2 separate regions of the Mus musculus genome follow, and region 2 is linked to region 1. The links are chromatin loops, found by intact Hi-C in ENCODE. Cell type or tissue: gastrocnemius. All regions are shown on one strand. Links, peaks and the distances in the headings refer to the core of each region. The heading gives the core; the rest is flanking DNA.

What was found. Hi-C counts contacts between places; a loop is a spot of excess contacts. Peaks named below come from ENCODE experiments on the same cell type or tissue, not always from the same donor. Only the 100,000 strongest peaks of a DNase experiment are listed, where the experiment ranks them.
Region 2: a loop joins it to region 1, with 7 times the contacts of the local background. A loop is called at or near these places in 19 of 42 quality-filtered maps.

The regions. Positions count from the first base shown.
Region 1 is chr11:5,057,274-5,072,177 of GRCm38, reverse strand. It overlaps Gas2l1 (growth arrest-specific 2 like 1), which reads left to right and starts at 6,851. Exons shown (of 7, transcript NM_144560.3): 1 at 6,851-6,963; 2 at 7,084-7,341; 3 at 7,700-8,352; 4 at 9,477-9,584; 5 at 9,667-9,763; 6 at 9,852-10,023; 7 at 10,361-11,803. The coding sequence starts at 7,720. The coding sequence ends at 11,387. Ewsr1 (Ewing sarcoma breakpoint region 1) reads left to right here. Exons shown (of 17, transcript NM_007968.4): 13 at 536-658; 14 at 1,020-1,182; 15 at 1,455-1,552; 16 at 1,698-1,950; 17 at 2,075-2,491. The coding sequence ends at 2,114. It overlaps Rasl10a (RAS-like, family 10, member A), which reads right to left and starts at 14,050. Exons shown (of 3, transcript NM_145216.4): 1 at 13,654-14,050; 2 at 12,621-12,745; 3 at 11,793-12,380. The coding sequence starts at 13,872. The coding sequence ends at 12,113. In gastrocnemius, for the core only: a CTCF peak has its summit at 6,427 (motif pointing right); DNase peaks (open chromatin) are centred at 6,486, 6,845, 7,940 and 10,152; H3K4me3 peaks cover 4,296 bases; H3K27ac peaks cover 4,016 bases.
Region 2 is chr11:5,007,956-5,022,859 of GRCm38, reverse strand. It overlaps Ap1b1 (adaptor protein complex AP-1, beta 1 subunit), which reads right to left. Exons shown (of 21, transcript NM_007454.3): 2 at 13,268-13,330; 3 at 9,873-9,978; 4 at 7,119-7,254; 5 at 6,009-6,254; 6 at 4,654-4,844; 7 at 3,358-3,579. The coding sequence starts at 13,304. Among named protein-coding and RNA genes, the nearest start is that of Ap1b1, 29 kb to the right of the region's middle. In gastrocnemius, for the core only: CTCF peaks have their summits at 5,146 (motif pointing left) and 6,976 (motif pointing left); a DNase peak (open chromatin) is centred at 6,924; H3K27ac peaks cover 823 bases.

The sequences.
Region 1 (14,904 bases), core at 2,472-10,471:
ACGCCCGGCTGATGTTTTTTAAGTAAAGATTTTATTATGTGGGCAGGCTGATTTTTAAACCTGACAGTCCTGCAAAATTCTAGAATTACAGGAATGTAGTTTAACATCTTTTATTCTCATCTCAGCAGTGAAGTTGTTTTGTTTGTTTCATTTTCTTTCTGCTTGTGTAAGAATCTCATGTAGTCCAGGCTGACTCAAACTCCATCTGTAGCTAGTACTGACCTTTGAGCTTCCTGATCCTCCAGTCTACTGCTGCTTCCCAAATGTGGAGATTATAGTCCTAGGCTAATTGGCTGCCATGCTCGGTTTTATGTGGTGCTGGGGATTGAACCCAAGCCTTTGGCCGTGTTAAACAAGCCTACCAACTGTGATACTTTCCCAGCCAGACCAGGAAAGAGCCTGGAGGTTGTGAGGGGCCAGGTTTCATGCTTCGGGAAGTCTGGAGTTGAGTAAGGTGGAGTCTGCTGAAAAGTGACTGCTCAGAGAGGGATGTTTGGAGTGTGAGGCTCACTGATGCTCTCTAATCTTTTTCCAGGGAAAGATTTTCAAGGAAGCAAACTTAAAGTGTCTCTTGCCCGAAAGAAGCCTCCAATGAACAGCATGCGGGGAGGCATGCCACCTCGTGAGGGCAGGGGGATGCCACCACCACTTCGTGGAGGTATTAGGCACTTTGTTTTAGCTATTGTGCTGTTATGTTAAACGGGGTTGGGTTGGGTTGGTTTTGGTTTTTTTCCCTTGAGAAACTTAGTTGAATAATAAACAAAGAAAAGGTATGTAAAATTGATACTAGGCCATTGAAAGCCAACACTGCATTAATAATATGGGTTAACTAGTTAGAGGGAGTGGAAGCTCTAGAGAACATCTGCCCAGATGTCAATTTCCTTCTATGAAAATGCCATAGTTGGAGGCTACATGAAATGACGCAGAAAGAATAGTGTGTGGATAGCACTGTGAGTTTACAGGAGAGGGCACCATGACAAAGCTGCTATAGAGAGGTGATGAACTGTTTGTTATTGCAGGTCCTGGTGGCCCAGGAGGCCCTGGAGGACCCATGGGTCGCATGGGAGGCCGTGGAGGAGACAGAGGGGGCTTCCCTCCAAGAGGGCCCCGAGGCTCCAGAGGAAACCCCTCTGGAGGAGGAAATGTCCAGCACCGAGCTGGAGACTGGCAGTGTCCCAATCCGTATGTACTTCTCCCAGCAGATTGCGTGCTAGTGATGACACCCTCTTCCCACTCTGGGACGGGACGGGACGGGACGGGACGGGACGGGGGGGGGGGGGGGGGGGGGGACACACACTCAGCACTGACTGCTTCTGGAGGTTCAGGACGGCCTGGGGTTGTCTGCAGGTCCTTGTGCTTTGTGCCTGAAACTCCATAACTGTGTAGAGTGTGGTGTGAATCTCCACCTTTCTCAGTTCTCTTGGTGATTTCTATTGTGATATAACTTTATTCAGGGGCTGTGGAAACCAGAACTTCGCTTGGAGAACAGAATGCAACCAGTGTAAGGCCCCTAAGCCCGAGGGCTTCCTCCCGCCACCCTTTCCACCTCCGGGTAGGTACAGGTTTTCTGGAGCACTTCAGCTTCCTGGTGATTGAGTAGTGTCTGCTCTAGGAGAAGGATTAGCAGATCTACCACAGCAGGTCTTCAGTCTCGGCTTTTACTCCTGACTCACCTGTCACTCTTGTCTCTGCCTTAGGTGGTGATCGTGGACGAGGTGGCCCTGGTGGCATGCGAGGAGGAAGAGGAGGACTCATGGACCGTGGTGGTCCTGGAGGAATGTTCAGAGGTGGCAGAGGTGGAGACAGAGGAGGCTTCCGAGGTGGCCGTGGAATGGACCGAGGTGGCTTTGGTGGAGGAAGACGAGGTGGTCCTGGGGGGCCTCCTGGACCTTTAATGGAACAGATGGGAGGAAGAAGAGGCGGACGTGGAGGACCTGGGAAAATGGATAAGTATGTGGTGGGAGAGCACTGCCCCTTCCCAACCTCTGCTGCAGTGAGTCCTGGGGTGTCTGGGGTCTCTCACAGGGTTTTCTGTCCTTTCTCATTTTGACCTAAGGGTCCCTTTGCTTTGCAGAGGCGAGCACCGTCAGGAACGCAGAGACCGGCCCTACTAGAGACCTGCAGAGCTGCATTGACGACCAGATTTATTTTTTAAACCAGAAAATGTTTTAAATTTATAATTCCATATTTATAATGTTGGCGACAACATTATGATTATTCCTTGTCTGTACTTTAGTATTTTCACCATTTGTGAAGAAACATTAAAACAAGTTAAATAGTAGTGTGCTGAGTTTTTTTTTGTTGTTGTTGTTTTTTGATTTGTTCTTTTTTTTTTCCTTTTTAAGATGGTTGTTTTAAGACTTAACAATGGGAACCCCTTGTGAGCATGCTCAGTATCATTGTGGAGAACCAAGAGGGCCTCTAATTGTAACAATGTTCATGGTTGTGATTTTTTTTTTTAAATAAAATTCCAAATGTTTATAAACTGTCATCCTCCTCCTCTGTTCTCGTGTATGTCCAGTTCTTTCCAGCCCTCGCTAGATGGGAGCAGAAGCTTGTGATGCCCTCGAAGATGCCCACTGGAAACCTGTGCTCGCATCTCCAGCTCTTGGCTTTACTGGGTCATTTGTTCCCTTCCAGAAGGCTCTGAGATGACTTATCATCATTCCAACTCCCACTATCTGAATTCACAGGATCGCCCTGTGCCTTTGCTGGGATAGCAGACCTGATCGTGTCCTCTGCAGTGCCAAGTGGTCACTCTAGTCCTTTGCTGCCTTCTTCCGGACTTCAAAATGGGGCTTTCCCACCCAGCTCATTTATTTATTTGGTCTTTTCGAGACAGAAACCTCTGTGTAGCCCTGGCTGTCCTGGAACTCACTCTGTAGGCCAGGCTGGCCTCGAACTCAGAGATCCGCCTGCCTCTGCCTCCCAATTGCTGGGATTAAAGGCATGAGCCACCACTGCCCAGTTTATTTTTTGTTTTTTAAGAGGGCTTTTCTTTGTAATCTCTGTTGTCCTGGAACTTGCTCTGTAGACCAGGTTAGCCTCACAGAGTGGGCCCACCCTGTGCTTTTAACTCAATTGGCACCCTTCTTCCAAGAGCTGCCTCTGCTTCAGTATGCCAGGAAGTAGGGCTTGGTTCTGTCACAGCAAGTAACTATTAATACCCCACACCAGCCTCCATCTTAGTTTATCTGTCCATTTCTAGTAATTATAAGGCTATGACCACCCACAAACGAACTTGACTCCCTTTCCCCATCCTTGCCGTTTTTTTCAGAGGCCAGAGCACTTTCAGGACACTGGACACAAGACCTTCATTGGTTCCCCAGCATGCCTGAGTGAACTATCAAGACCTCTGATCTCAACTATTGTCTCACCACAACCCTGCTCTTCCTTTTATCACTGCAGTCAAGCCCCACGGGACAGCACCATCTACACACAGTTGTGGGGCCTAAAGTCATTGCCACCAGGCTTCTTCTACCAGCCACTATGTCAAATGTCCTCACATGTTAACTCCAAACACCTGCTTGGAGAGAGGTCAAAGAACTTGCGCATACTCGAGTGTGGTAGTGCACACTTGATTCCCAGCACTCAGGAGATTGCAAATAGGATTGCAAAATTGAGGTCACAGACTTCCAAATACTGAGAACTGGAGCACTTGCCTAAGGGTGGATCAGTGCTTGATCGCCCAGGCAGTGTAGAAGCCATCCTAAGGCTGGTGGATGCCTCGAGGGAGGGAAAGGACGACAGCAAATAAATTTAAAGCATAATTTTATGGCCCTACAGCACAGGCCTTTATGTGGGAAGAGGTTCACTGAGTGCCCCTCTTTACTTCAGTACAATCAGGGTCCAGGGCAGCAGCTGGCCACTCTGCCATCCCATTCTGCCTTGTAGGGGTGTGGGGGCAGCACTCAAGTGGACTGCGTTGAACCTTCTGCTTTGTTCTGGCAGGGCACTGGACAAAGTCCACAGCTAACAGCATTCTGAAACTTGTGAATTTGATAGGTCCTAGACTGGGCTCTGCTCACATACAAATAGTTGTCTCTGCTCTTGGATCTATAAGTATCCAGGATTCTAGTACATCAGTGAGGTCTGCATTACTGTCATGTCAGGAAATCCCATACTAGAGGCTACAGTATGGAATAAGACTCAAACAGGCCCCAGATCAAGGGACTAGATTTGTCTTTGTTACTCTTCAGAAGTAGTAGTAGACATGTCTCCATCACCAGGCCACCCGGAGTTGAACTGATAACTAGTATTTTGACAATTATGATGTGATAACTACAGTTCCATTTTACAGATGAAGTCACTGAGGCTTAGGGAGATTAAGCATGGTACCTAGTTTTTGTGTAAGAGTTTCATATTGAAACATTCTATCCCATCCTTTATGAAGCTCTTTAAAAAGGAAAGTAGACAACTCAAAATGGCTTCAGGAAGTCCCTGGAACAGACCAGATTCACTAGGCCCCAACTTGCCAGGATAAGTAGAGCCAAGCTGCAAAGAAAACTCTCAGACAAGCCAAGTTTTAAAGGAGACTCTTGTTTTTGTTTTTTGTTTTTTTTCGAGACAGGGACGGTCTCTCTGTGTAGCCTTGGCTGTCCTGGAACTCACTCTGTAGACCAGGCTGGCCTCGAACTCAGAAATCCTCCTGACTCTGCCTCCCGAGTGAAAGGAGACTCTTGAGACCAGAGCAGCTGCCTGGAAGAGAGTTTTAGACCAACTGAGGCACCTAGAAAGGACATTCCAGAACCTGTTGAGCTGCCTGCAGGCTATGATCAGGTTCCCATCTTTGGGAGCTGTCACTCATGCTTGGGTGGGCCTTTGGTGATGCTGCTGTTTGAGCCATGTCTGTTCTTGTAACTCCAATAAAAATTGGGCTTTTGTGGTTTCAGTCCTTTGGTCTGTTGTGGGTTCCCTATCAGGAGTGCACAGACTTGTGTGTGACATCTCCCCCAGGAAGTTTGTCAGACAACACTGGTGACCAACAGAGCTTAGATTCAGTCTTCTATGTCCAGAACACTGAAGCACAGTGAGGTGGCTATAAGTAGGGGTCAAATTCCTGCAGAGCTGCTGATGGCAATGGTACCTTAACCTCCCCAGTCCTCAGCTTCCCTAGATCTACAAAACCATCATATGAGGCTGGATAAGGGAACCTGCCACCATGCCACAATACCCAGGATCCCACATGGTGAAAGGCAGAACAAACTCCCAAAAGTTTGCCTTGCCTACATACCTTGACACAGACACACACTCACTAAACAGATGTAATAAAAAGTATCGGTGTATCAGATTATTTTGAAGATGATTGCTGGGTATGACGGTTCATTACTGCTTGTTCCAGGACAAGTCATTTCTCAATTCCTTCACTTAGAATTCAGTCTCCATAGCCAATTCTTCAGGACTTCACTCCCTGCTAGGTGTTATTTTTTTTTTTTTTTTTGTTTAACAACTCCGTGTCCACAATGTTCACCCCCAAACCTGGGATTTCTCCCTCATCTATACTCACACACTCACCTCACTAACATACATCATCAGTTTTCAACAGGCAGTCAAGATCCAGCATCCCCTCTCCCCATTCAACCTAAACCACTTGCCTCCCTCAGAGGCTTCCCTGACCCTGACCCTGACGCTGCAACAACAGCAGTTACAGGAGCCCTTATGGCTGCTACGTCAGCCTCTCCTAAATTCCTCCTTAGAGAGAGGCCTGGGATCCCAACAGAGAGAGCACACCATGAGTTCAAAGCCAGCTCAGGCTACATAGCAGAACTCTGTAAAAGTAATGACATGGTGGAACATTCCTTTAATCCCAGCACTCAGGCGGCAGAGACAGGCAGATCTCTATGACTTTTGAGGCCAGCCTGGTCTATATAGGGAGTTCCAGGCCAGCCTGGTCTACATAGTGAGATCCTGCCTCAAAACCACAACAAACTCCAACAATAATAATTTAATAATAATTAACAAATAAACCGGGGGCTGGGGAGATGGCTCAGTGGTTAAGAGCACCAACTGCTCTTCCGAAGATCCGGAGTTCAAATCCCAGCAACCACATGGTGGCTCACAACCATCCGTAACAAAATCTGATGCCCTCTTCTGGAGTATCTGAGGACAGCTACAGTGAACTTACATATAATAAATAAATCTTTAAAAAAAAACAAACAAATAAACCTCTCTTCCATGACCTTTGAAAAGCATGGTCCACAAGGCCCTAATGTTTCACCACTTCAGCCTTGCAAACCTACCCATTTTTCTTTCCTTCTTCCTTCCTTTCCTTTTTTTGAGATAGGCTTCCTCAGTGTGAAAAACTTTCCCTCTAGATGACTCTCAGCTTCCTCCGTCGCCTCCTTCCTTGATCTGAGTTAAAATTAAGTCCACACACCCCCACAAGATTTCCAGTCTCTCTCCAGCATCTCACTCCTCTCTCGGGCGACAGTAGGGGGCAGGATTCCCTAGATCTTCCAGGTTCCTCCTAAGGCGTGTAGTTGCCCCTGCCACACCCCCTCTTTTAACCTAACCCGCAGCCACCTTCCGATCCCTGAGCCTCATCGTCCTTGTACCTTAAGCTATCCCTGGGCCGTCCTGCAGGAAGAGCACCCAGTTATCTGACTTGCAGAGGTCCACCCGGGACGGAGGTGACTCTGCAGTCCCCGGCCCCTATCGCTTCCGGGGAGGCCACTGTCACGGGGGAAGGACAGCTGAAAGGATCTGAACCCCGCCTAGGAAGACCCAGACCCGGAGTTAAAGGGGGGGTGAGGTGGGGGTGATGCCTTAGGGCCTAAGGCCCGAGAAAGGCACGGCCCCTTTAAGAGCGCAGCTCCGCCCCTTCCTGGCCGGATCCAAATTCCAGGGGGGCGGGGCAGAGCGGACGCCTGGAAGCAGCGATCTCGGGCGACGCCTGTGTGCGGCGGCGCGGCCCGGCTCCGGCCCCGCCGGGGCGATGCTCCCCGGGGCGGCGGGGTGAGCCAGGTGAGCGCGGGGACCCCCAGGAGCCCTAGCCAGAGTGCCTGGAGGTGGGCCGGGCGGTGCGGGCTCTCTGCTTCCCAGGGCTGTGTGACCCTGACTGGGCACTCACCCTCTCTGGACCAGGCCTCGAGCACTGCGGAGGCTCGCGGGGGCCGTTCGGAGTCCCGGCCTTTCAGGCACCAGCTCGGGCGGCTTTTCGCAGCAGGAATCCGGCCTGCCTGGGTGACCCGATTCCTCCACCCACTGCTCTGCGACCTTCGGCGAATGCCTGCCCTTACTGCGCCTCAGTTTCCTCATCTGTAGAATGGAGACGCGGTCGCCGCTCAGCCTGTGGCGCGGCCCTTAGCGGAGAGGAGAAGGGAAAGGCGGGACTTCGTGCAGGTTATGGGCTGAGCAATGGAAACAGTCTCTCCGTGGTTCTGGGCGAGGCTCCTCTCCTGTCCCTCCCTACCCACATGTCTTCATGTTTTTAAATGGCATTTCTTCCTCGTGGGTGCCAACTTGTCCCCAGCCACCCTCTCCCGACCAGCCAGACAGCAAACATAAACACTACAATGGTGTAAATGTTACTGAGTCCCTTAAAGCAGGTCATGGCACCGTGAGAACAATGTGGTGCTACGTTTGCTTGTTCACAGCTTGCTCTTAAACTTAGCGTCTCCCCTGAGTGGCGGGCTGGTAGAGGTGGACCATTCTGAACCCTTTCGAGTCTTCACAGCAATCCTGACCTATGTCCCCACAGTGACTCCACTGGCTCTGGGCATGGCGAACCCAGTGGCGGGCATCGCAGGCTCTGCCGCCAAGAGTGTGCGACCCTTCCGATCCAGTGAGGCCTATGTGGAAGCCATGAAGGAAGACCTGGCCGATTGGCTCAATGCTTTGTACAGTCTAGGTCTCCCCGGCAGTGGCGATGGCTTCCTCACGGGGCTGGCCACAGGCACAACCCTGTGCCAACATGCCAACGCTGTCACCGAGGCTGCCCGGGCTCTGGCTGCTGCCCGTCCAACCCGAGGTGTGGCCTTCCAGGCACACAGTGTGGCGCCTGGCTCCTTCATGGCCCGAGACAACGTGGCCTCTTTCATCGGCTGGTGCCGGGCTGAGCTGGGCGTGCCTGAAGTGCTCATGTTTGAGACAGAGGACCTGGTGCTACGCAAGAACGAGAAGAGTGTGGTGCTCTGCCTGCTGGAGGTCGCCCGGCGTGGGGCGCGCCTTGGCCTGCTTGCCCCGAGGCTGGTACAGTTCGAGCAGGAGATCGAGCGGGAGCTTCGAGCTACCCCTCAGGTTTCCAGCGTCCCTGCTGCTGAAGAGGATGTCACTGAAATTGCCACTGTACCAGGGGTTCCCACCCGCACACCCCGCATGACGCCCAATGACCTTCGAAACCTTGATGAGCTGGTGAGTCTTCTGATATCCACATTGGGTGTCCCATCCCGTCCCGTCCCGTCCCCCCCCCCCCATCAGGGGACCAGATGGCAGAGCTAATACCTACCCCAACCCTAAGCCTCCAGGGGCCCATTCTCAGCAGCCTTCCCCACTAAGAGTACATATGGTGACTGCCAAGTGTGTACCTGGCCACAAAGAAATAAGCTCAGAGAGGCAGAGGTGCTGAGTGAGGCCACACAGCTCAGGTGGGTCTGAGGCAGGAGATCAGCTTTTAGTATTAAATGAGCGGCAACTAAGTTGAGTGCTTTCCTTCATTTGGAGGACTGTGACTTGGGGGGTGCCAGGCAGATGCATTGGCAGCCTCAGACCTGGGGCTGAGTGGCCGCTACCCGGGCTTGAGGCTATATATGTAGGAAGCTCTTGGCAAGAAGCCTGGTACACAAGGAGGGTCTGGGAAGACACCAACCCTGGTGCCCTGATAGAGAGCCTGGCCCCGCTACCACTGCTCCTGGGAACAGGAGGTGCACTTGGGAGCACAGGAGGTACAGACCCCCAGCTCCCTCCGCCTTTCCCAAGACCGATGTGTCCCTGACACCCCCGCAACTGGGCCAAGAGTTTCTTTCTTATCAGGAGCTTAGGACTATGATGTGCCTGCCCAAGTCAGGCATCCGATGGTTGTGGGCAGAATGGTGGCCCGATCTCCACCCACTCACCCCCAGCCTCCACCCCCCCCAACCCAGCTCATTCCCTCTGGCACCGGGCTGCCGTGGGTAGGCCTCCCACATAGCCAGCCTGCCTCCATTGACAAGTATGCAGTAGTGTCCGACGTGGTACCCTCTGATTGCCATGCTCAGCTGGGAGCATGGCCCCCTGCACTCATCTTGAACCTTCCCGTCCAGACTGTGGACCTCACCAGTGTGAAGATGTTATGGGCTTAAGGCCTTTCAGAGTGTTTCTTCCAGGAGATAGGCCTTGGCTTCTCCTCTTCTTCGAGTTGGCTCTCAGAGCCCCCACTGTGATCAGGCAAAAGGTCCCGTGTAGGCTGGAATAGTTACTTCCTCCTGGCCCGCAGCTGCTTGTTAAACCCCAGGAGGGATTTGACCCCTGACCTTCAGCCCGCTCTTCTCTGCCTTCAGGTAAGGGAGATCCTAGGCAGGTGCACCTGCCCCGACCAGTTTCCCATGATCAAGGTCTCCGAGGGGAAGTACCGAGTGGGAGACTCCAGCTTGCTCATCTTCGTGAGGGTAAGTGGGGGGAGGAGAAGCCCAGGCCAGCACCTCAGGGGTGGCCTAGGAGGCCCGCAGTGACCTGCCCTTCGGCCCATAGGTGCTGAGGAGTCACGTGATGGTGCGAGTGGGGGGCGGCTGGGACACACTGGAGCACTACCTAGACAAGCATGACCCTTGTCGCTGCTCGTCTTCTAGTAAGTTCCTGGTGGGGGTGTGGGCCACAAGCAGAGAGGGGCCGGTTTCTAAGGTGTTGCCCCTCACTTGCTGTATCCATTCCCACAGCGCACCGTCTGCCCCAGCAGAGGACCGGGACTTTCTCCCCGCAGAGGGGATCACCCACTCCTAGCCCCCGCCCCGGTAGCCCAGTCCCTGGGAGTGAGCGCAGGAGCTCCCGGCCCGAAGTAACCCCCATCAGCCTGCGAGGCACAAAGGAGGGGCCTGAGACCCCGCTCAGGTGAGAGGTTGGAGGATCGATCACCTCCGGAGCTCCAAGGGCTGGTGGGGGTGGGGCGTCCGCCTGGGCGCGATGACTCACACCCTGGGAAAAGTTCCCGTGCGTGGGGGCGGTACCGGCTTTCCATCTCCATGGCAACCCAGACAAACCAACAACACAGCTGGGGCGGGCTCCGGGCGGTGGCTGATCCAACCCTGGCTTCGGAAGCCAAGGGCGGGAAGTCGCGGCCTCAGCCTGGACGCTCACTTGTGCCTGGAAGTCCCCTGGCAGAGCCCGAGCCTCACCAGCTCGCTCCACCCGCGCCAGTGATACACATCTCTCTCACACCCCACCTCAGGCCCCGCGATCAGCTGCCCCCCCTTCCCCGCTCCCGCCGCTACTCTGGGGACAGTGACTCCTCAGCCTCCTCTGCTCAGAGCGGCCCCATGGGTGCCCGCAGCGACGATTCAGCCACTGGCTCCCGGAGGGAGCGGCCCAGCCACCGGCCGACCTCCTGTCTTCCGGCCTCCCCGAGACGGCCGACCGCGCCTCGCAGCCAGTCTCGAGACCGGCTGGACCGGGGACGGCCCCGCGTGGCCCCAGGAGGCCGAGGCGCTCAGCTGTCGACCTCCAGCCCAGCAAGGCGCACCCGCAGCCAGAGCCGCGAGGAACAGGCGGTACTGATGGTGCGCAGGGACCGAGACGGCCAGCACTCGTGGGTGGCCCGGGGCAGGGGTGGCGGGGGATCAGGAGGTTCTGGGAGGAGTACCCCGCAGACTCCGCGTGCCCTCAGCCCTGCAGCACCCCGGCCTTCCAGGGGCCCCAGCCCCGGCCCAGAGCTGGCTGCCACACCTGCCAGCATCTTCCGCACGCCCCTGCAGCTTGACCCACAGCAGGAGCAGCAGCTGTTCAGGCGCCTGGAAGAGGAATTCTTAGCCAATGCCCGCGCCTTGGAGGCTGCTGCCAGCCATACCCCCATGGGATCTGCCCCTGACCCTCCAGCTCCGGACTCTGCTTACTGTTCATCCAGCTCCTCGTCTTCATCACTCAGTGTCCTGGGTGGCAAATGTGGCCAACCTGGGGAGTCAGGCCGCACAGCCAATGGGCTGCCTGGGCCCCGCAGCCAAGCTCTGTCCAGTTCTTCCGATGAGGGCAGCCCCTACCTTGCTGTAGGAGGGGCACTGGATGCAACCAGGAGCTCTTTGGCTGGCCCAGAACCCTCACTGACCTGGGCAAGGGGGCGGATGGACACACAACCAGACCGTAAACCCTCACGCATACCGACACCTCGGGGACCCCGCCGCCCATCGGGACCCATAGAACTCGGGGCTTGGCATGCCCAGCATTCGGTCACCCCAAGGACCGAGCCAGATTCTTCGATGTGATGGACCGGCTTAGCTACACCCACACCCCATTCCATTTTCTTTGTGGCCTTAACCTACCCTTTGCATCAGGGACCCCCCTTCCATCTCGAGCACCAGACCTCATGGGACCAGACCCCACGGGACTACATGGCACAATGGGACACCTGTTGTACATTCCGGTTTGGGGGATGAGCATTGCTATTTAATTACTAATATTATTGAATGCCTTAGAGGAGACCGGGCCAGCCCGGTGTCCAGAGGACCTGTGGTCCAGTAAGCAGAACCTCTGACAGTAAAGTCTTGCTCCAGCTCCTGTTTTTTGGGGACTGAGCCTTCATTATATGTTGGGATTCTAGAGTTAACTGCCTAGAAGCCAGACCTCAATGCTCTGAACCTGCATATACCAGAACAAGAAACCCTTAAATTGTGCATTTACAGTTTTTGCATTTGTTTTTATTACCTGGTTAGGCATGGCTTTAAAAGTGTCTCCAGTAGCCAGTCCAGCCGTGGAGAGGTAGAGGCAGGCGGGTCTATGTAGTTCAATATGAGTGCTAGAAGCTGTTCAAATGCCTCTGATCACATTCATAGTCAAGTCCTTTCCATCTGTGCTTATGACCCAATAAGGTCTCAGGTAAAACTGACCTGTCCAATGATTGGGAGTTAGCTGGGTCCAATCAAGATCAAAGAAAAGTCCGATGGCCAGGAGTCTGGGTGGGAGCCTGCTTTCAAGAGATTTCCCTGTCCAATCACATGAGGCTGCAGCGCGCTGGGTGCAGCGCCCCCTGCAGGCGGAGGGTCGGATGTGCAGGACGTGTGCGCACCAAAGCACAACGCAGAAGCTCTCGGAAGAGACGCAGCACGTGCCAATTGTATTTGGCTGAGCACTCGAGGTAGCCACAGCGCCAGCCCCTACGAACTAGAGTGGCCAGTGCACGGCGAGGTCCGAAGCGCAGCCGCTGACGGTCCCGCTTGTTGCCTACCACCAGGATGGGTGCCTCTGGTGCTCCCGCCGGCCTGGAGGCCCGATGGAGATGAGAGACGCAGTGCTGGAGACTCCATGGCCAGAGGAACCCACCCCATGTGTACAAATGAAGGCGAGTCCCCTGCTATGGCAGACACACACACACACCCCGGTGTGCTAAGTGTCTCATACAGCAAGAGACCTTCAAGTGGGCACAAAGTATGATCTAGAAGCACCCAGGCCATAACTACCCGCTCCCCTAGCAAGACCTCCACCTCCAGTCAAGCCCTCACCTGTTTTCTGCTATACGCTGCCTCAGGGCTTTAACATAATCGAAACTGTCGGGGCTGCAGATGTCGTAGACCAGCACAAAGGCGTCTGTGTCCTGCAAGCTCCAGTCTTTAGGGTCCGGCCACTCCTAGAGGGTAGAGGCTGGGGTTTACTCCAATTCAACCTCACTCCCCGTCACCTCCCAGCAATACTCCGGATGGGACGCGCCCTCCCACAGGCCAGACTTCCCAGCCGTGCTTGGATCTTGTCAGTCCTTAGCCCTCCTACTTCCTGGGCCACCCGTCAACCTACTATGCTCCTACTGCCTCAGAGCCTGGGATCTGCCGTCCACCGGCTGACAGATGGTAACTGACTGTCCTGGTGCAGCTGTACAGGTGAAGCCTCTGGCTTGTCTCTTGCTGCTCTTTCCCCCTTGCAATATTCTTACAGCTTCTTTCACCAAAACTTCATTTAGCCTCCCAGGTGCTGCTCAAATGCCAGCTTTGAAATGAATGCAGCGCCAAAGACTGGGAGTCTGAGGGTGCGGTGGCCCCCTCTAGAAAGGGTACTCCTGTGTCTGGTCCAGTCTGTCACAGCGGCGCGGCTCAGCTCAAGCTGTGCCACACACTGACCCAGACACCAGCCTAGGCAGGCAAAGAAGACAAGAAACAGCCACAGAGCCGGGCGTGGTGGCGCACGCCTTTAATCCCAGCACTTGAGAGGCAGAGGCAGGTGGATTTCTGAGTTCAAGGCCAGCCTGGTCTACAGAGAGAATTCCAGGACAGCCAGCACTGCACAGAGAAACCCTGTCTCGAAAAAAACAAAAACAAAAACAAAAGAGAGAGAGAGAGAGAGAGAGAGAGAGAGAGAGAGAGAGAGAGAGAGAGAGAGAGAGAGAGAGGAAACAGCCACAGGGCACCTACAGGTTAGCGCAGGAAGCTCGTATGCAAACTACCTAGACACACACACTTCAATCCCAGAACGGGCTCGGGCGCCCTGGATCAGTACACATGGGCACCAAGTGTACACACACCCCTGGCCCCCTCGAACCGCTACCTCAAGACTTCTGGGGCTTGAGCCGGGTCCAGCGACGTCACCATCGCGGATACTCAGGTCGTAGACCGCGCCGTCGAGCAGCACCGCGGGTCGGTAGAGGCAGGGACTGTCCGTGGGTCGGTGGCGCTCAGGATAGTCACCAAACAAGAATTGGCGGATGATGGCGGTCTTACCCACTCCCGGAGCACCCAGAACAGCCACCCGCAGGCTGCCGCCCATGGCTGGCCCGCGCTCCCGCGCCTGGCACCGGGGAGCTTCATGAGCCCGTTCTGCGCCTTGCTTGCCCGGCCCGGGATACCCGCATCGCGTCGCCTACAGCACCTCAGCCACAAGAGGCCAGGCCTGAGGATCGAGCGGGCGGACGCACCCGCAGCTCCGCAGGAAGAGTGCACCCGGTGCGGTGCAGACCCGCCCCCACCTTCAGCTCCGTCCCCTTCTCGCTCCGGCGCCGGGAGCCGCCGCCCCAGTCGGCCGCGCGGGCGAGCAAGCGAGCGGGGCCTCCCGGAGGCGGCGATGAGGTAACTGTCCGCCCCGCCCCTCCCGGGGAGGGTCGCGGCCCAGTGACTGCCAGGCGGGTCGCCTTGTTAAAGCCTGGTTCCCCAGGTGGCAGTCAGCTTCCCTCAACCGTTTCAAAACCGAAGCCGCTGGGCGCCACCTCCCTGTTCCTCCAACACCGCTGGCTGCAACCTGGCTGTTGACCAAGCCCAGGCTCTTAGAATCAGGCCACTTGGGGTCAGACCCAGTCCTGGTTGAATGACCTTGGGCCAATCGTCGCATTGGACTTTTTGTCTGCATCCCGGTTGTCCACCAAAGGCCGATGGCTTCAAAGCTTCCTCCTGTTTTGTGAGACCCTGGGCACCAACTCCTTTTCTGGGCTCTCCCCTGCATCATCTTCGAACCGCAGCCTCAACCTGGGTACTCGTGGTTTAAGGAGGAGGGAACTGAGACCCTGGAGAGGTATCTCAAAGTGAGAAGGACACTGGGACTCCGTCCCGGGCCTGCGGGCCACTTTTCATTACACCTACAAGGACAAACGACTAGAAGAACACTGTTTCAAAGGACCAGCCCAGAGGGGGTGGGGAGTGGAGACAGAAGGGTTTGAGCCCAGCACAGAAGTCTGCTCAGCAACTCAGCCCCCAGTCACTGCCCCAACAGGTTGGAGGCGAAGAAACAGATCCACGGGTCTGTCCCAGAGTCTGTCCCAGGGGTGCACCATGCCCTCTTCCCTGGACAAGTTCGGAAGCTCCTCTG
Region 2 (14,904 bases), core at 2,449-10,448, 49 kb after region 1:
TGAAATAAGAATGAACTATGCAGGAACAATTATTACCACCACAGGCCCAAATCTGCTAGTATTAGATCTTGTGTGATAAACTCAAACTCTGGGAACATTCATCCTGTTCATTCAATGATAAAGATGGTTGACTGCACTACTTATAAACTACTTATGATTTATGCTCAAACCCTGCTTTCCTTCTGGAGCCCTAAAATATTGGAGTGTACCCCTAATGCACACCTTAGGTACCCTGTCTCAATTAGGCTCCATGGGCAGAAACATTCCACACACGCTGTCTGTCTCGTGTGACCCTCCAACAGAGGGAAAGCCCATGAGGAAACGTTTCGTGACTTTTTCCATATTCTCCTTTATGACCAAGCTGCAGGCGCTCTAGGAATTCTTTGGGAGGAGCACAACGGCTGACTATTGGGAAATGCTAGCCAGCTTCAAGACATAAGGCTGAGTCTGTGGCCACAAACAGACTCTTGTGAGGGAGATGAGACATCTAGGATAATCAATGTCTGCTTTATGAAGGCACTTGCTAATAGGAACTGTCACCTGATGAGCAATCTAAGTGTGCCCACTGCTCATCTGCTGCCACCTGCTGCCCTCAATGGTCCCACAGGACGTGTTTCTAAAACAAGGACATTCAGAAAGGTTACAAAGCTTGGATCTGTCACACACTAAACAGTTGAGAGCTTGATGGTAAAAGGCACCATCCGATTCTACTTCTGTGCCCTTTCCAAGACAGAAATTAATAATTCTAAAATAAAGTTTCAGCCAGGGATGAAGCTTGTGATGGGCGCAGAGGAAGGAGGAACTCAGGAGTCTGTGCTGTCTATAAACTATGTGGAGGGCTGGCTGAGTGAGCTCTGGGTATCTATAAACTATGTGGAGGGCTGGCTGAGTGAGCTCTGGGTGTCTATAAACTATGTGGAGGGCTGGCTGAGTGAGCTCTGGGTGTCATATAAACCTATGTGGAGGGCTGGCTGAGTGAGCTCTGGGTGTCTATAAACCTATGTGGAGGGCTGGCTGAGTGAGCTCTGGGTATCTATAAACCTATGTGGAGGGCTGGCTGAGTGAGCTCTGAGTGTCTATAAACCTATGTGGAGGGCTGGCTGAGTGAGCTCTGGGTGTCTATAAGCCTATGTGGAGGGCTGGCTGAGTGAGCTCTGGGTGTCTATAAGCCTATGTGGAGGGCTGGCTGAGTGAGCTCTGGGTGTCATATAAACCTATGTGGAGGGCTGGCTGAGTGAGCTCTGGGTGTCTATAAACCTATGTGGAGGGCTGGCTGAGTGAGCTCTGAGTGTCTATAAACCTATGTGGAGGGCTGGCTGAGTGAGCTCTGGGTGTCTATAAGCCTATGTGGAGGGCTGGCTGAGTGAGCTCTGGGTGTCTATAAACCTATGTGGAGGGCTGGCTGAGTGAGCTCTGGGTGTCTATAAACTATGTGGAGGGCTGGCTGAGTGAGCTCTGGGTGTCATATAAACCTATGTGGAGGGCTGGCTGAGTGAGCTCTGGGTGTCTATAAACCTATGTGGAGGGCTGGCTGAGTGAGCTCTGGGTGTCTATAAACCTATGTGGAGGGCTGGCTGAGTGAGCTCTGGGTGTCTATAAACCTATGTGGAGGGCTGGCTGAGTGAGCTCTGGGTGTCTATAAGCCTATGTGGAGGGCTGGCTGAGTGAGCTCTGGGTGTCATATAAACCTATGTGGAGGGCTGGCTGAGTGAGCTCTGGGTGTCTATAAACCTATGTGGAGGGCTGGCTGAGTGAGCTCTGGGTGTCTATAAACTATGTGGAGGGCTGGCTGAGTGAGCTCTGGGTGTCTATAAACCTATGTGGAGGGCTGGCTGAGTGAGCTCTGGGTGCTCTGTGGGAAGGGAAGTGAGATGGGTAGCAGGAAGATGACTTCCATAAGCAAGACTTGGCAAAGGCCACCGTGTCACGTCAGGCTGGCACAGGTCATGACCCCATGACACAGACAATGTCTTAAGAGACTATCATGTCAAATATAGCACAGAGGACCCTGCATGCTGACCAAGCTCCTATATTCTAACTAATGCAGTGGCCATGCACTGCACAGACACCCGCACTGCAGGAGCAAAGGCCAAGTTTCTTCACATCACTTAGGGACTTGGGATACTTTACCCATGTTTACCTTCCAAATCTTCGCAAATGTGCCAGCTCAGTAAATATCTTTTTTTTTTTTTTTTTTTTTTTGAGACAGGGTTTCTCTGTGTAGCCCTGGCTGTCCTGGAACTCACTTTGTAGACCAGGCTGGCCTACAACTCAGAAAATCCACCTGCCTCTGCCTCCCAAGTGTTGGGAGTAAAGGCGTGCGCCACCACCACCCAGCTCAGTAAATATCTTTAGCCCTCTAAGAAACATCAAGGCCGGGCGGTGGTGGCGCACGCCTTTACTCCCAGCAGTTGGGAGGCAGAGGCAGGTGGATCTCTGAGTTCAAGGCCAGCCTGGTCTACAGAGTGAATGCCAGGACAGCCAGGACTATATAGAGAAACCCTGTCTCGAAAAAAAAAAAAAAAACAAAAAAAAAAAACAAAAAAAAAGGAAAGAAATATCAAGAATCCAACAGATGCTGTGACAAAGAGTACACTACCTTCCTGGGGCCTGACCACCATGCTCCTGGTTCTTGGGAGCAGACAGCAGGAATGAGCTGTTATCACTAAGCCCCGACTACAGAGAGATCTATTAGACTAAAGGCCAGGAGATTTTAGGAGGTAGATCCTGACCCAGCTGCAAGATGCCCTCCCTCAGGGCTGCCTCAGAAGAGGTCACTTCTGTGACACTTCTGACTGGTGCTGCTCATAGCACTTCAGACATTCCCCATCTAGCGCTGGACCCCTTCCTTGGGAGCAGTGACTTCCTGAGTCACTCCCTTAGGAGGAGAAAGCAGGCTGCCCAGCACTCTACTTCTCCCTAGGCCTTGAGGTTATGCCAAGTCCACCATCCCTCACCATCTCTAATGTCTCCAATTTTGAGGATTCTGATGAGGCCTATGAACTTTGTTCCCAAGCAAAGTGCACACATACAAAGTCTTCAGATCTCAAGGACTGTGCAGGCTCTGAGCTGCCCAATGTTGGAGTAGCATCACACTTACCTTTACCTGTCAGTCCTCTCTGAGGCTGACCTGGGAGTGCACAGCAATTGCAGGGCACTGAGCAGTGTCCCTGGTCTCTGCCCATTGGATGTCGGTAGCAACCTCTAGTTGTGAAAACCAAGTATGTCTCCAATATTATCAAGGACCCCGAGGGGAAAGGCACTCTGGCTGAGAACCCCTTCCTACATGGTGACAAATTGGTCTCCCTTGAGGGTTCCTGTCTCTAGTACATGGCAAACGTGTGGTCGTCGCTGTACCTTTTCTGTACAATGAGATTGATGTTGCGCAGGGCCACATACTGCAGCTCTGGCTCTGCGGACAGCAGTGTGACCAGGGGAGGGGCCAGCTTCTTGAGCAGTGTGGCATAGTAGTCCAGGTCCTTGGACAGCATCTCCATGAACTTCATCAGCACCTTCACCGCAGACAGCACCACAGCAGAGTTGGCATGGGAGAGTCTAGGAGTGACCCGCTCACAGATGCTGCGGTCCAGCAATCCCAGTAGAGCAAACAGAAAGAGAAAGAGAGAAGGGAAAAGTTCTGTTTCACTTTTTAAAATAGCATGGTTTTTTGTTTTTGTTTTTTGGGGGGGAATTTTTTTTGAGACAGATGTAACCCAGATGGGCTATGCAGCCAATGACTTTCTCAAGCCAAAGGCTGTTTCCTTTTTCCCCCATTTTTTCTTTTTCTTCCAGTACTAGCACTGAACCTAGGCCTCATGTCTGTGAGACAAGTGTTCTACTACTGATTTTAACACTCTGATCCTCTTAACTCCACTTCCAAGTGTTGAGACTACCCACACACCACCATGCATGGTTGATGCAGTGCTGGGGCCAGAACGCAGGGCTTCATGTATGCTCAGCAAGCACTCTACCAACCAAACTAAATCTCTGGCTAAAACAGATTATCTTCTATAGAAGGAAGGCCTCCTTGTCTGTTGCCTACCGACTAACAGGCCCAAGACACCGTGAGCCTCAGTTTCCCCATCTTAGAGTTGATGCATGCAATCATGTCTGCAGCACAGGCTTGCAGGCATGTAAATGAACAGAATGAGTGCAGAGCCTGACAGGATAGATACCTCTAACTGCCAGCTCTTTCTCTCTCTCCCCACTGCCTAAACACTCACTCACGTTGGCCATGACAGGTCCAGCTGGGTGAACTACACAGCTCCTCCCCACTCACTAACTCAGCTTCCTCGTCTGTGAGGTGGGCTAGGCCGACAGGGCGCATGTCACAGACTTGAAGGTTACCTAACATGAAGGCATGCAGCAGGTACCTAGAAAAACTACTGGTTTTGGAGCTACAAAACTCTTGATTCAGCCCAGACAGATCCTTGTCCGTTTCTGGCTCACAGCAAGCAGGAAGCTCATTGCCTGAAACCATACAACTGATAGCATGGCTCTGGAGGTGAGTAGCGTGCTAGTTCCCTTAAAGTGTGTCTGATGCTAGGAAGAAAGGTCTTGGAAAGAGGCCCACTCAGGTCTGAGGCCCCACGCAGAGAGCCCCGTGAGGACCATATCCAAGTAGGCTGGTAAGCAAGGGGTTGGTCTGCTCACCTCTGGGCCTCACGGTCATCCTTGGGCATGTAGTTGGCCAGACAGTCCAGAATGAAGATCTGGCCCCATTCAGTGCACTCATTAAGGGCTGTCAGCAGCTTGTTGATAGACTGTGGGTTCAAGTCAAGCAGGTTGCTACTGGGGTGAGACTCAGCGATCTCTGACAGGGCAGCCACTGCATTCGCTACCACCTGGATGAGAAGGTAGAAGGGTAGAGGCTGAAGGTACTGCTCAAGTCAGGGAGCACAGAGGCTAGTGACACTAGCAGATCAAGATGGGATGTTCTGTAAGGACTATGGTATGACCCTACTGGTAGGTTCTAGAGCCCCAAGAAAGTCTGGCCTATGACAAGCACTCACCCTACGGACCCCTCTGTAAAGCAAAACTAAAATTAGTACACCTGCCATTGAAAAGAAGTGGGGAAAGTAGCCCAAGTCCAGGGACCTCGCATTTTAAGACAATGCCTGTTAGCAACCCAACTTCCCTCTACTGGCCAGAGTGCTCATTGCAGTGGTTGTCAGCCGTGCTTCTCCGAGACAGAAGAATCCTGCACATCTCGTCAAGGCTGCTGGTAGTGGATGTGGGCTATAGAGGGGTTTACTAAATGTTTCGGCCAGGACAACTCCTTTTCTGTACAGTCTACAATGTTTTCATCTTTCCTCTCTGACACAGTGGTCTAGTTAGCTGTCTTTAATCTATGAGCAATCGGTGTTTCTGTTGGATACAGAGTGGGAGCAGTGCCCAGTGTTTTAAATATTCATTTTTTTTCTTACATAGTTTTCAATTTTTAGAAAAATCTTGTTATGCATCAATGATTTGCCTTTAACTCTCAATCATCCTGCCTCAGCCGTCTGATTGCTGGGATTACAGATCCTCACAATCTTCACTGCAACCCCTGCCATCACAGTGAGTGAGGGGATTGGGTTCCCACCTAATACATCCTGGTGTCCTGTCTTCTGCACTGTAGGAAGAGGACTACGGGCCTGGAGATGACAGGAGGTCTTGGTTAGGAGTTACTGACATGACAGTAACTGGAAAGCGATAGACTGACTGTAGTCACTGCTTGCCAGATCAGGCCAGCTCAGGTTAGGTATGTGACCTCCCAAAATCTAATGATGAGACAAACAGGGCTCTGAAAGATTAGGGAGCTGTCCTAAATGTAGCTAGTTTGAGAGGCTCACAGGAAATCCAGGCCTAGTTCCCTGCAAACCACCACAAGGAAGAATCACAATTAGATATTCAGCAAGGCTCTAACTTCTAAGGTGGAAAGCTAGGTGAAGGGCCAACCCAGGTTGTCTTCTCAGGCAATCCAGGAGGAGTCTGTGGAGGCATCACAATGACTGCTAGCAACTCACCATGGGGTTAGAGTCTGAGATGAGGTCTTTAAGCGTGTCCAGGAAGCCCTGGTCTTCTACCAGCTGGGCATTGATGTCATGGAGCTTGGCCACACACACAGCCGCTGTCTTGCGCACATATGGGTCTTCATCCTTCAGGCACTTCCGGAGTGGTTCACACAAGTACTCTGTAATCTTGTCAACTCGGATGCAGCCCATAGTCCTCACAGCCAGGGCCCGGATGAGAGGATTGGGGTCCTCACAGTCCTGAGGAGAACCAGTCATTGGCCAGGGGCAGGGGCAGAGGCGGGATGAGTCACCTGTGGCTTCCTATTCTTCCTGGCCTCCAGCTCTGTGCAACATCAGCTGCTGTGGGATCTCCACTGACCATAGTCAACAATAGTCAAAGCAAATGCCACAGAATGGATGCCAAGCATTTGTCACATCCTGTGTGAGAGGCTCTACACACTTTCTCTGCTCTTCCTAAGGCCATTTCCCAACCAAGGAAGGCGGGGCTTTGGAGGTTATGGGCTCACCCAGTCAGAGCAGAGTAGCAATCCGAACCTCAATGCTCTTAGCACCATAGTCTTTTCTTTTTGAGACAGGACCTTGGCATGTTGCTCACTATATAGCCTAGCTACGACCTACTGTCATAGTGATTCTCCTTCCTTAGTCTGCCAAGTGCTGGCATGATAGGCACATATAGCCACAGAAACCCCTAAGTTTCCTGTATGCGAGCATCAGTGGGCTAGGAGTCAATGTCCAAGTTCATGCTTTGCTCCTCATCTGGTAACAGAAAACATAGAAAGGAGTCATATGGAAAGGGAACAGAGCTGCTCTTGGATGCCTGCTGAAGTCTGTGCTGGCAGTAGGCACAGGGAATGACTGCCCAGCCCAGGAGAATGAGAGGCCAGTAGGCCTGGTGCCACCTCACAGGGGGTGAATGAGGCATAGTCTGTGGTTCTGGAGAGAGAGGGAGCCCTCTGCTGGAGGAAGATGCCCTCAGCCTGAACAGGAAGCCTATAGTCTGCAATTGAGCCCAAGTGCCAAGCACTCCAAAAAGACGGGGACATGAGAGAGTGAGCAGCCCTCTCTCACCCCTGTCCCCACTTCCACTGGGTTTCTACTCGCCTTCACAAAGGTGTTGACAGCCATAATGGCCATGTCAGGCTGACTCTTGGCATAGTTCATCAAGTACAGGTACACCAGCTTCTTTAGCTCCAGGTTGTCTGTCTGCATGCAGTTCACCACATCAGGGAAGAGAGCACTGCAAAATCAAAGTAGCATCAGAAGTGGGTGAAGACTGAGAAAAGAGGGCTTTTCAGGCAGCATGGGAGGGAAGGGATGACAGGGAGAAGCAGGGGACAGGTTTCTTCATTTGTTTGTTTTCTTTTTGTTTTTATATATATGTAAGTACACTGTAGCTGTCTTCAGACACTCCAGAAGAGGGCATCAGATTTTGTTACGGATGGTTGTGAGCCACCATGTGGTTGCTGGGATTTGAACTCAGGACCTTTGGAAGAGCAGTCAATGCTCTTATCCGCTGAGCCATCTCTCCAGCCCCAGGTTTCTTCATTTGTAAAGAAGGTGCAATAGTAGGTTGACTTTGGCTGGGGCTGGGACTTAATGGTAGAGCACTTGCCTAGCACATACAAAGTACAGGGTTCAATTCCCAGTACTCCTCCCTACCTTCTGAAACCCACTTTTCCAGGCCCTTGTGATACTTAAAAAAGAGAGCATTCCTGAAGCTTCTGGTCTTTGCTGCATTACTAAGTCTTTTTCCATTCCTAACACTTCATTGATCCCTTATATTGAGTTGCTGGCTCCAGAGCATCTCAGGGAAGCAGGGCTGAAGGGACAGGTTTGGCATCCACTAAGAACCAGCAAGGTATATGGTGCATATGCTGTGTGCCAGGCTTGGTGCTAAGGGTTAGACATACTTCATCTCATTGAACAGTCTCAGGAGGCCAGGAGCATGTTCCCAATTCATTACTCTGAGAATAAGAAATCTTAAACAGTGGTGGTGGTGGTGGTGGTGGTGGTGGTGCGTGCATTAAGTTATTTTATTAATCTAACACTGACCAGGCAGAGGCAGGTGGATCTTGGAGTTTGAGGCTAGCCTGGTCTACAGAGTTCCAGGCCAGTCAGGGCTACACAAAGAAGCTCTGTTTTCAACCTGCATGCCCACCTCCCAAATAACATGAAGAGCCAGCTCTATGACTGTTGCTGTTCTTGACAGTACTCTTCCCTATAGGGTACCAGAGTGGTCACTGCAGAGTAGAGGCCCTGAGATGTGAAATGCAAACATCGGTTTTCTGGAATCTGAGCCATCATCCTGTCTCAATTCTTGGGCTTTCATTGCCAAGAACAAGGAAGCATAGAACATGAAGGGGGCACCCAATAGGCCAGGTTCCCTCAGAGCTGCAATGGACAAAGTCACCTGGAAAGATGGCACAGCAGAACAGAGCCACTGTGGAGAGGAAGAGGAAGTGAAGAGCCTGAATGGCTCTAGCAGGTGTCATGAGCAAAGCGAGCTCTGTTAGGAAGTGACAGTACTGTTCTAACTGAAGGAGGACAGTTTTTCTTTCTTGAAAGTATGAGACCTAGAGATGTCCAACCCTTTTAACATGTTTTAAAATCATAGTTGATTGAGTGTGTGTGTGTGTGTGTGTGTGTGTGTGTGGTCAACAGCACATATGTGGAGGTCAGCAGAGGACAGTCTCGTGGGTCCTGGGGACTGAACTCAGGTCACCAGGCTTGGAGGTAGACACCTTACCCACTGCGGCACTTCACACCCCAGACACCCAATCCTTTTACACTCTGACCTAATGAGGTATCTGCTAGCGACTCTCCTAACCTGGCTGCAGAAGGGCCTTCCCTAAGGTTAGCAATGGGGTGGCCAATTTGTGTGGAAGCCTGGGACAGTGGGAACATTCTGTAAGGTCCAGCCAGAGAGTACCAGAACCTCTGTGGCAGGTGCACGGTACCATGACATACAGAGGACAGAGTCTGGATTCTGAAAGGGCCAGGCTTGATTTCTAGTTCTGCACTGGCCATGTGACTATTTCAGTCATTTTCCTCATTCTTTGTCTCATTTATTTTGGCAGAAGAAACATCATTGCATCCAATGGGATGTGTAGAGAACCTGAGAAAACGTTATCCAAAGGTTTTCTATAGATGGGCCAATGAAAACACAGAGCAGGGCTGGTGAGATGGCTCAGTGGGTAAGAGCACCCAACTGCTCTTCCAAAGGTCCAGAGTTCAAATCCCAGCAACCACATGGTGGCTCACAACCACCTGTAACAAGATCTGACGCCCTCTTCTGGAGTGTCTGAAGACAGCTACAGTGTACTTACATATAATAAATAAATAAATCTTAAAAAAAAAAATGGAAAGACAAAACAGTAAAAAAAAAAAAAAAAAAAAAAGAAAACACAGAGCAGTCATGAAATCTATCACCTGGAGACTTCTCAACTTGACAGGCAGTTAGACACAACTATATCCAACATGAAGACTGACTAGACCAGAGTGTCAGAATGGAGAACAACAAAGCAACAAACCCACATTTCCTGTTGTTAAGGAAAACAAACACCCGAGGGTGCCCAGCTGTCCTGTGCTCATTTTCCTTACCAGGCAGCAATCTGCAGGGCTTCTGAGAGGCTTTCTGCTGCACCCCCTGAATGCCTGCTGCCCTTTCATCCCAGTCTATTTCACTCCCTCCCTCACTGTCTGAGCCATTAGTATTTCAGCTTGTCACTCATGTGCAAACAGAATCCTGTGTCTGGAAATGAAGTTTGTCAAAGGAGCCAAAGAGTCAAACTGGACCTAAGCTATGGCACCTCGTGTTGGTCAGCACCTCGCCGTCACCAGCTTGCTCCTGCATACCTGACATCTTTGCCCACAGTCATTGATGCAATCACTTTCTTCACTGCCTCCTTCTTCTTCTCCTTCTTGTCACTGTTAAGCTCTGCCTTCAGCTCAAAGATCTCCCCTAAGGAAAGAAGACAGCCATGAGCAGTTTATCCCCATGTGTAAGATGACTTCTTGCACCAATTTCCCAGAGAACTAGGTGGAGGCAGAGAGCAGCTTTAGGCCCTTGGCTTTAGGAAGGACAAGAGACAGGAATGGTGAAGAGAAAGGAAGCTGATAGGAGCCTGGAGGCCATGTTGGAGTGAAGAAACAGGAACGAGGATCTTGAAGGGCTGCTCAGCTAGACTCCTAAAAATGCACTGCAAGCTCTCCTCAGTCTTCTCCCTTGCCCTGATTCCTAAAGGCTGAATGGAATTGGGGTACTGGGTGAGGGTGAGGTGGGGGAGTTGGTTGATCTCACATGCAGGCTTTTCCTGTTTTCCCAGAAGCCTGAGCTCAAACAGCTTGCTAAGGGTTTCACTTCCTCAGCCTGGAGACAGGAATTCAGCTATTCTACAAGAGCTGCAGCATGTAACAAATTCTGTTCTCAAGAACTTGATGATGTGGAAAAAGGAAATGTAGACGTGTGGTTGCCCCCCGGCCCCATGCCCTGGACACGGTCAGGACCTGCTAACATGTTAGGCAGCAGACAGCTCCTGAGCCTTTCACTGAGCCCAGCACCACACTAATTTTTTCCGTATTCTTTCTTATTTCATATTCAAAACAACCTGCCTTTCCCCATTGTATAAGTGAGCAGTGGAGGCTGTTCCATAGCAGATGAGACAGGCTAAGTTGAAAACCAGGTTTGTTCCTTGCAAATCCTAGGTTCTAAACAAATCCTTTGCTTGGCTGGCTCTGCCATAGACACCCGTTTGCCTCTCTGACCCCATTTTCTTGCCTGTTCTCTCTGGACTGGGCAATGAATTCTCTCACTTACTCTCAGCTGTAAAGTGTCCATCTCAGAGCCTGGCACTCTGTTCTGCATCAAGGACAGCTGCTGATATTAATTAGCCACATGAAGAATTCTAGACTTAGGTTCTTTTTCGTGAGTCTCTTTGGGTGGGGTGAGATAGGGCTGTTATGTGGGGAAAGGGATGAGAAAACTAAGTAGATTCCTAATGAGAAAAAAAGATGAGGGTTTGTTTTTTTTAAATCATGAACACACACACACACACACACACAGTAAACACAGTTGCCTGAAAATGATGACCTAGCAAAGCCTGAGCAGGGACTCACTAAGGACATTGCTTAACAGGGCCAGGAAACTCTGTAGATCCTGTGGTTCGTGTTTATGAAGGAACACATCTTCCTCCTGCAGGAGGCACCTGGACCCAGCAGCAGTGACAGCCTTGAGTCTGTCCTCACAGAGATGTCACTGCTTTACTCAAAGTGTGTGTTGATGGGTGGAGGTCAGTCACATCTGCCCTAAGAATCCACCAGTGAGGTAAGCTCAGGCAGACTGCTTCTGAGATGCTGTCTTTCTCCAACAGGCCCCCCAAACAGCCATTATGCCTGGTTCCTGAATCCCATACAGGGCAACCAGTTCCCTCTACCTGCAAGACTATACCCCCAGATTGGTGCTGTTGTGTCTCAACAGAGTTGTAATCCTAGTTTCCCTAACTCTCTTCAGACTTTTATTACAATCTTCTTTGTATGGGCCCTCACTTTAAAAATGGACCCAGAATCAGCATCCAAACGTTGACACCATTGCATACACTAGCAAGATTTTATCGAAAGGACCCAGATGTAGCTGTCTCTTGTGAGACTATGCCGGGGCCTAGCAAACACAGAAGTGGATGCTCACAGTCAGCTAATGGATGGATCACAGGGCTCCCAATGGAGGAGCTAGAGAAAGTACCCAAGGAGCTAAAGGGATCTGCAACCCTATAGGTGGAACAACATTATGAACCAACCAGTACCCCGGAGCTCTTGACTCTAGCTGCATATGTATCAAAAGATGGCCTAGTCGGCCATCACTGGAAAGAGAGGCCCATTGGACATGCAAACTTTATATGCCCCAGTACAGGGGAACGCCAGGGCCAAAAAGGGGGAGTGGGTGGGTAGGGGAGTGGGGGTGGGTGGGTATGGGGGACTTTTGGTATAGCATTGGAAATGTAAATGAGCTAAATACCTAATAAAAAATTAAAAAAAAAAAAAGGACCCAGAAGCCTGGCAGTGGTGGCACACACCTTTTATCCCATCATTTGGAAGGCAGAGGCAGTGAGTTCAAGGCAGTATAGAATGAGTTCCAGGACAGCCAGGGCTATACAGAGAAACAAGTCCTTGAACAAGAAAAACAATCAATAACTGATCCAGGGTGTCAGATTTAGATTTGAATCTAGGAATGTCTATTTATGTTCACTGTCTCAATTTCTCTCATAGTCAGAGAGGATCCAGAACAGGGCTTCCCATAAAACAGGTTAGGCTTGAACTTGCTATGTATCCAAGCATGGCCTTTAACCTCTGATCTTTCTGCCTCTGCCTCCCAAGCTGAGATCCAGCACATGTGACAAGGCTGTCTTACCAAACTAAGCAACAGCTGGACTAGTGAGTAAAATGCCTGCTGATGGGCAGACTTTGGGATCCAACTCAGTGATTCAACGAAGTTAAGTAAAAACTGGAGAGACAGCTAAGTGGTGAAAAGCATTTTCAGGACTGGGTTTGGGCTCCCAGTATCCACATGGTGGCTCACAACTCTGTGACTCTTATTCTGAGGATTGAACATCCTCTTCAGTTTTCATGGGTGAAGACATACAGGCAAAACATCCATGCAAACATACAAATATGTATGTACACACACACATTTAAAGAAAACTAAGATCTTTTCACCCTTGTCAGCAGGCACTAGAAAGGACAGATAAGGAAGGGCAGGACAGAGAGGATAAAGCATACTTGCCAGCCACAACATCTTCCACCATTTCTTTAAAAACAGAAAAGGAATAAACTGTCCAAAGACATTAACCTAGCTTAGTAAACTGCACTGCAGCAACTTAACTGGCTTAATCCTGAGTCATGAGGACTGCTGGGAAATGCTTATGAGGATGTTGAATGACTAACAGGGTAAAAACAGCTGCTACAACATGAAGAATAAAGCTCAGCGGTAAGAACCCCACCCCACCCCCAAGCAGGGCTGCTGACAGGCTGTGCACTTTCTCTAGGGAGAGAGATTATATTTAATGTTTTTAAGCCATGGGGAACAAGACACAGACTTCCCCTCATGCCTAGTGTTACTGTTCTTGTCTGGGTTCTAAAAGGAACACTTAGGTCTTTACATCATCAATTTCCATGCTGCCTCCAGACCCCACCCACCTTCCCCGTGCTCCCCAAGACCTGGGGGATGTAACACAGGTCTGTGGTGAAACATACAGTACCTTTCTTGGTTGTGGTGAAGTATTTTGAGTCAGTCATTTTGGTCCTTTATCTGTGGCCAGACTCTGCAAGACAGAGAAGAGGGTGGATCTGTGCTCTATTCCATTTTCAGTCAGCGTATGTACAGGGATCCAGAACACACAAGTAGGGAAGATAGCTGTTTATCTCATTTCACAGGCAAATGAACTGTTGGATTATGGTTGGTCTCATTTTGGAGGGTAACTGAAGAATCTATCAGTGTTTTGAATATCTTTTTTTTTAATTAGGTATTTTCCTCGTTTACATTTCCAATGCTATCCCAAAAGTCCCCCATACCCACCCCCACAATCCCCTACCCACCCACTCCCCCTTGAATATCTTTTGACACACTTTTTCTTCTAGGAATCTGCCACAGAATGGGAGCCTGAGGTCATCTGGCTTTTTCAGTATCATTATCTATGACCATACTACTGGAAAAAACTTCCTGACTATCAGTAAACACACAGTCACAGATAACTATAGACGAAAACATAGATTAGAAATACACATCTCTTGCCAGGCAGTCTTAGCTCCGCCCTCTGTAGAATTCATTGTGTTTAGAATGTTCTAAATCTCCACTTCAGCTGTGGGCTCAGCTCACCAAAGCTCAGGGGCCATCCTCACCTCAGGGATGCAAATTTCCGTGAGAAATGAAAAGTTTAAGAGTGAGGGAGGGGGCTGGAAAGATGTTTCAGTAGTCAAGAGCACTGGATGCTCTTGCAGAGGACACCAGATTTGTTTCTTAGCACCCACATGGCGGCTGACAACCACCTCTAATTACATGGGACCCAAACACACTTTTCCTGCCTCCAAGGACACATGCATTCACTCAGGATATTTTATATCCCTAAAATAAATACTTAACTATTTAAAATTTGTATGTGTGTGTGCTAGTGTTGTGCCTGCATGTACATCTGTACATTCTGTACTGCAGAAGTCCCTGGTGCCTGTGGAGGCAAGAGGGCATCAGGTCCCTTGGAACTGGAATTGCAGATAGTTGTGAGTCACCATGTGAGTGCTGAGAATCAAACTAGGGTCCTCCAGAAGAGCAGCTGGTGTTTTTAACTGCTGAGTCATTTCTCCAGCCCCCTAAATAAATCTCAAGAAATGGGGGGGGGTGTCTTCTTCCCACAACTCCCATCAAGTTTCTAAACATCTACTATTATCTCTCAAAGGCTGGAGTCTGGCACACTGTGACAACAGCGCTTCTCACATCTGTCTGGTCAAGTTTTTGTTTTTTTTTTAAAAATAATATCCAGCATAGAACTTGTAGTGCAAAGCACTGTAGAAGTCAGGGAGTCAGAGAAAGTACTGAAGCTCCCATGATCATGTAGCAAGCATTTACTGAGCCTCTACTCTGTGCTCAACAGCTCTCTTGATCAACAGCTAAGAGAGTAAAGGGAAGTGGGAGGGACACAGGCAAGATGGCTCTGCAGGGAAAAGCTCTAGCCATGCAAATATGGTCAGAGCCCTGTCCTCCCTCTCCTATGGGGAAGAATTCCTTCAAGAGAGCATACACCTCGAGCTCAGGGAGAACTAGGATTCCATTCAGCCACCTACAAGCTGTGACTTGAGCAGGTTACACAGCCTCCTCGAGACTTTCGATAAAGTTAAAAACTGG